2 separate regions of the Homo sapiens genome follow, and region 2 is linked to region 1. Evidence: chromatin loops called from intact Hi-C (ENCODE). Cell type or tissue: heart right ventricle. All regions are shown on one strand. Links, peaks and the distances in the headings refer to the core of each region. The heading gives the core; the rest is flanking DNA.

Region 1 (2,916 bases), core at 194-2,693:
AACACCAACAATGTGGGGCAGATGGTTGTAATTGATGCTGTGATTCAGAGCATTCATTTCATGCCTAATGGTCACTGTCATCACTGCTTGAATCCTTTGCTCACGACACTTTTCTCCCATTAACTCCGGGCAACTGGCACTCTTCAAGATTCCTTCTGGATGTCACCTTCTCAGGGATATTTCCATAATTCACGGAGATAAATCTAGTTCCCCTCTACCTCCTCAACTCACCCTCCAAGCCACAGGACTTTGCTTACATTTTGCCAGGCTGTCTGTTTATGGCTATGTGTCCCTTCCTGAACTTTGAGTCCCTACAGGCCTGGGAGCCTTCCCGTGTCGCTGCTACATTGCCGAGACACACAGCTGGTGCCCCGAAAGCTGTTCAAGTCAGTGGAAGTGGAGGCTACGGTGTGTGCTCCGTCTTTACTAGCTGTGTGACCTGAGGAAACCACGTAACCTCTCTGTGCTGTCATACCCAACCCATAAAGTGGTAATGATAATATCTGCCTTATCTGAGGATTCCTGATAATAGTAGTCTCCATTTATGAAGCACCAACTATGTGCCAGATACCATGCAATGTGCTTGGCATACATTATCTCTAATTTGGGTAATTACCCTTCTGTAATTATCTCTACCCACATTAGCTCTCATTTATGTAATTATTATCTCTGCATAATAATGTTCACATTTATTATTGCTCACGGACCTAAACGATGCAGCTCAGGGCCTGCCTAGCACATAGTAGGTTTTTAATAAATGGTAACTAATTAGAACCGCCATGGCCACGGTATCAACAGACTGCCCAGTAGACGAAGAGGGAGAGAGATCCCCTCTCGCCTGGGAAATGTGGCTTACGTCCTCATTCATGACTCAGCAGACAGCTAAGTCATGCGCCTACTATGGGCCACCTACCCAGCTCGGTCTGCAGTGCACACTCCCTCCCCATCGTCGATGTGAAAAATAACAATTGCAAACACTTAGGAGGGCTGAGGGGCCCGGAGGATGGAATTATTTTTACTATCAAACCCAAATTGGTTTACTAAAACTGTCAGTGGAAAACCAAGCAAGATAAATTAAACCCAGCAGCTCTTGGGCCTCACGTAACCCTGGCTGTTGAGATGCTATTTTCACTCCCTCTGTGGGAGGGAGGAGGTGCCAAGTCCAGATGCCACTCTGCCAAGTGTGTGCCAAGCTTGTCGGCGTGAGCCTCGGGCTGGTGACCAGAGGACTCAGCTCCCTTCTGCAAAGCTTTAATCTCTTTAAGTGCTTAAACCCTTTTCCTGCTGCCCAATTTGGGGAAGCCCAGACTCCCTAATGTGGCCTTCAAGGCGCTGCTGAGTCGCATTCACCGCCAGGCTGTCCTACTTCATGGACGCACCCTTGAACTCCAGACACACAGGGTCCTGGAGACATGGCAAGTGGGGTTAAAGTCCAAGCTCCGCCAGCTTCTAGCTGTGCGATCACAGGCACTCTCCCACCACCCCGAGCCTCAGTTTACTCATCTGGAAAATGGAGATAATAACAGAACCCAAGGCATGTGCTTGTCGTGAAGATGTCTAGGATGTAACTGCTTGGGATGTCCTAAGTGCTCAGCAAATATTAAATATCATGGACAATTAAGAAGGGAGCTGTGCTTTCCTGCCTCTGGACCTTAGCACATGCTGTTCCTTTTGGCTGGAACACTGTTCCCCTCCATCTCTGCCCATCTTCTCTCTGTCTTTCAGGTCTTAGCATAGATCAGGGTTTCTCTGCTTCAACACCGTTGATATTTTGGGTCAGCTCATTCTTTGTGGTGGGGACTGTCCTGTGCATTGTAGGATGCATAGCAGCATCCCTGGCCTGTCCCCACTAGATGCTGGGGGTGCTCTCCCCCGCACCCTCCCATTGTCCCAACTAGAAATGCCTCCAAACATTGGCAAGTGTCCCCTGGGGCAAGATAGACCCTGGTTGAGAAAAACTGACTTAGACTTTACTGTTCTCAGGAAAGCTTCTCCCTCACATTCTCAGCCAGGCTCACCTTCCCTCGCTCTGGGCCCCCAGAGTGCTGTATTTCCTCTTGCTGGTGCTGTATCAGCCTACAACATGGCTCCCCGGGGGCGGGGCTGCATCTGTCTTGCTCACTGCCAGGGCCCAGCCTCAATGCCTGCTACATAGTGGATGCTCAATAAATATATGTGGAATCGATTTAAACTTGCTCAGTGACAAAAATGACAGTCCTCACATGTCCATGATGATTAAAACTGGGACTGAATTGATTTTGATGTCACTGCAAATCCTAAGGCCCCGGGATGACACTGGCTGCTTGTCCTAACGCAAGTCGTGACAGCTGCCTTGGGGAGGGCGATGCCCCCCCTTATTGGCCCCATTCTGAGCCTGTCTGTGGTTCCGTCATCACTTTCTGCTTGGCTTAGTGTCCAGTGCTCAGAACACCCGGGAGAATGATACAGGCTCCCCAAGCCCCACGGCACTTGGCCCTGAACTCTGCCAGCATATCTCAGCATCACTGGATTGGGGGACCTTGAAGTCCCCCTCCCGCTAGATATTCTGATTCTAAGGTCCATGATGACACATCCTTTGAAACTATAACCCTATAAAATATTCTCTTGGGGAGACCTCCTACTTCTATTATTTAATACTTTACCTGATAATTTTTAGCCAAATGTTATTTCTTATCAACCAGGTTCCCTGTCATGTAATAAACCTGTACTTACTAAAAAATGGAGGCCATGTCCCCAGAAGGTCTTTCCATATTTTTCTGACCCTCTTTTTTCCCTCCACGTGCATCATAGCCAGCTGAACATAAATTTGGGTTCAAATTCTCGCTTTGAAGCCTCATGTCTGTATGATCCTGACAAGCTACATTTACTTCCTTGCCTTTTATTTATTAAGCACCTACTATGGGCCATGCACTGGTC
Region 2 (2,916 bases), core at 104-2,603, 230 kb after region 1:
GGCACAACTACCAAGGTGACCTTAGCCAGGGATTGAACTGCTCTGAATCTCAGTTTCCTTTCCTGAAAAATTATGTGAATAATAATGTTTTACCTTGTTTTGTTACTGCAGGTTGTAAACAGCATATGTGAAAGGCTTGGCATATAATAGATGATGAATAAGTGACAACTACCATCATCTAAGGAGATGGTTTCCAAACTTTTTGTAGCAGCAGGATCCCTTTCCAAATTAAATCATACCTGGAATTCTGATATAGAAAATAGAGCAAATGAGAGATGCCCAGGTTTGAGTGGAGGAGGGTATACAAATCTTCCTCCATCCCAGGGAAACTCTTCAGACTCTTGGAACTCTAACAAACAAAGTGTAGAAACCATGGGTCTATTCCAACTGTCTCTTTCCAAGATGTAAAGACTGAGTTGCATGTGGAAGTGCGACTTGCCTCAAGACACACAGTAGGTCTTCAAAAGAACGGGGGATCAGACCCAGAAAACTGGGCTCTTAGGCTGGTACTGCTAAGAGAGCAACAGGTAGAGATTTAAACAATGGCTTTGGAATCTCTCCATCCTGATTTATATCCAGGATCCGTTTTTGCTGTCTGTGTGTCAATGCATGTGTCACCTACCCTCTGTGAAACTCACTTTCCCCTTCTATAAAATGGAGACTGTGATTAGTACCTAACTTGCAGAGCTATTATGAGAAACAAATAAGTTAATATACATAAAAGCGCCAAACAAAATACTTGGCACATAGTTGACATTTTATCAGCAATTAATAATAGAAATAATTATAACCGCAATCACAATATCTTAAGCCCATATCAAAATTCACAAGACACCAAGGGCTTTAATAGTTGTTTTATTCTCACAACAACCAATGACATAGTGATTGTTCCCTCTATTGTACAGATGTAAAAAAAAAAAAAAAAAAAGAAAGAAAAAAAGAAGCTCCAAGAGATGTAGTCATTTGGTTAAAGTCACTGTATAATACACGGGCAAAGTAGGATTTGGATTTATCTTTTGGCAGGGGTCTACTGAAACTCTACCCTATTGACTTAGAGCCACACTGCCATCTAGCTGGACTGATATGCTTTCCACAAAAACATCCTTGGTTCACAAATGGCAGATATACAGCATATGTACTGCCACTCTCCACTTCTATGCTCATGGCAGACATTGCTAATCAATTCCTACAGTAGATTTCTATGGATTACAAATGGCTGATACTTGGTATGTGTACCACTGCTCTCCACCTCTGTTCTTATGGCAGACATTATTAAACAATCCATACAGGTTTTCCAAGTGACCCTCAAAATCTCTCCTTCTGCAAGTGTCTGTTCAGCCATTTACAACAGATAGAGGTTGGGCTCCAGAGCAGCAACTCTCTCCCCACACCCAACCCTTCACCCCCACCCCTGGTCCCTTGCTTTGGGCAGTTGTGCTATGCCTTGCTGAACACACAGAGTTTCGAGTCAGATGGGTCACTGGGACATCTCTTGTCCTCTGGCTCTCTGCCTGAGAAAAGGAACAGCTATTACAGAAAAAGCTATTTGTGCTTAAAAATAATCCTTTATCTAAGAGCTGAATCACATAATTAAGAGACTTTCCCAATAAGATTTAACATTCCCACTAGTATCAATGGCCATTGTCCACCTCCCAGTTGAATTTAGCTTCCTGCCCTCTGCCTGCAGTCCAGCAATTTTCTTGTACCTGAATTAAACACTGATGAGAATTGGCTTGTCCCAAATTGGCCCCACTGAGATTTATGCCTCTGAAGGGTAAGGGGAGGAACTCACGGGCATTTGGATGAGAGGAAAAAAGAATCATTCATGATCCCTTGAGAACCTGGTACTTTGTTTTAAAGGCACATGGAGCTGGGGGAATGAAGAGAAGCATCTCAGCCACACACTTCTAGTTTTGTAGTTGTCGCTCCTGACTTCCTCCTTCTCAGACACAGTTTTTCTTTGTTTTTGTTCTTTGGCTTGATGGGAAAAAAATATGATACACCGATGCAGAACAATTGCAACAGTCACGTTCGGATCAAAATGTATGCAGCCTACTTCACAATTATGGAGCTGTCACATAGCTGATAGCTCTGTCATATTTCTAAAAGTTACAAATACCTCTCTCCATGTCCCCTCTAGGGTGTGTGTGTGTGTGTGTGTGTGTGTGTGTAGAAAGTGAGCTGTAGAGACAAAGAAAGAAAGGTGGGGAAAGGCAGGTAGATGCCCATTATCGTATTCACTTCTTTGCTTTCAATCTTAATATTCTTGTTCTTCTTCCTCCTTTACACTCACCTGGCAAAACTTCAACCCAGATTGAATCCAAGTGCTGATCTTTTCCACACCTGTGTCTCTACAGATACAAATGGCTGGAAGACAAAAAACACCCAGGTCAGCTGGTATCACTTTAAATGTATGCTCAGAACCTATTGCAAGTCCATGATCCCAGCTGCAAGACAACTTTCACGACCCTCCCTTCAACTCTCCAACTCTTCCTCCTCAGTCTTGGTTAATGTCCCTGCTTCCTTTCCCCTAAGAAAACAGGAAGGGGTTATTTGCCCCATGCCACACTTCTGCCACACTCACCCTGCCAACCTTCCCCAGATGAGCTCATGTACCTGTCCTCTCCCTGTCCCATGAATGCCTGTCGATGCTGACAGCTCATCCATGGGAGTTCTGGGTTCCTCTTCCCACACCCCATCAAGCCACATCACTCCAGTGATCAATCCCTTTCTCTCCCAAATCATAAGTGTTTCTCTTTTTACTGGATTATTCCCATCAGCAAATAAACTTACCATAACGTTCCCTTCTTAAAGCAAAACAAGTAAAAACAACAAAGAACTTTGACCCACATCCCACTCCAGCCACCATCTGTTGCCTTCAGAAAAAAAGTTACTCAAGAGTCATCCAGAGTTCTC

What was found. Hi-C counts contacts between places; a loop is a spot of excess contacts. Peaks named below come from ENCODE experiments on the same cell type or tissue, not always from the same donor. Only the 100,000 strongest peaks of a DNase experiment are listed, where the experiment ranks them.
Region 2: a loop joins it to region 1, with 4 times the contacts of the local background. A loop is called at or near these places in 35 of 110 quality-filtered maps.

The regions. Positions count from the first base shown.
Region 1 is chr22:26,319,804-26,322,719 of GRCh38, reverse strand. All of the region lies in intron 9 of SEZ6L (seizure related 6 homolog like), which reads right to left. Among named protein-coding and RNA genes, the nearest start is that of SEZ6L-AS1, 75 kb to the right of the region's middle. RefSeq lists an enhancer at 828-1,794. In heart right ventricle, for the core only: no CTCF peak of the experiment used is centred there; a DNase peak (open chromatin) is centred at 1,183; H3K27ac peaks cover 1,005 bases.
Region 2 is chr22:26,084,765-26,087,680 of GRCh38, reverse strand. No RefSeq gene overlaps it. Among named protein-coding and RNA genes, the nearest start is that of LINC02559, 66 kb to the left of the region's middle. In heart right ventricle, for the core only: a CTCF peak has its summit at 1,055; no DNase peak of the experiment used is centred there.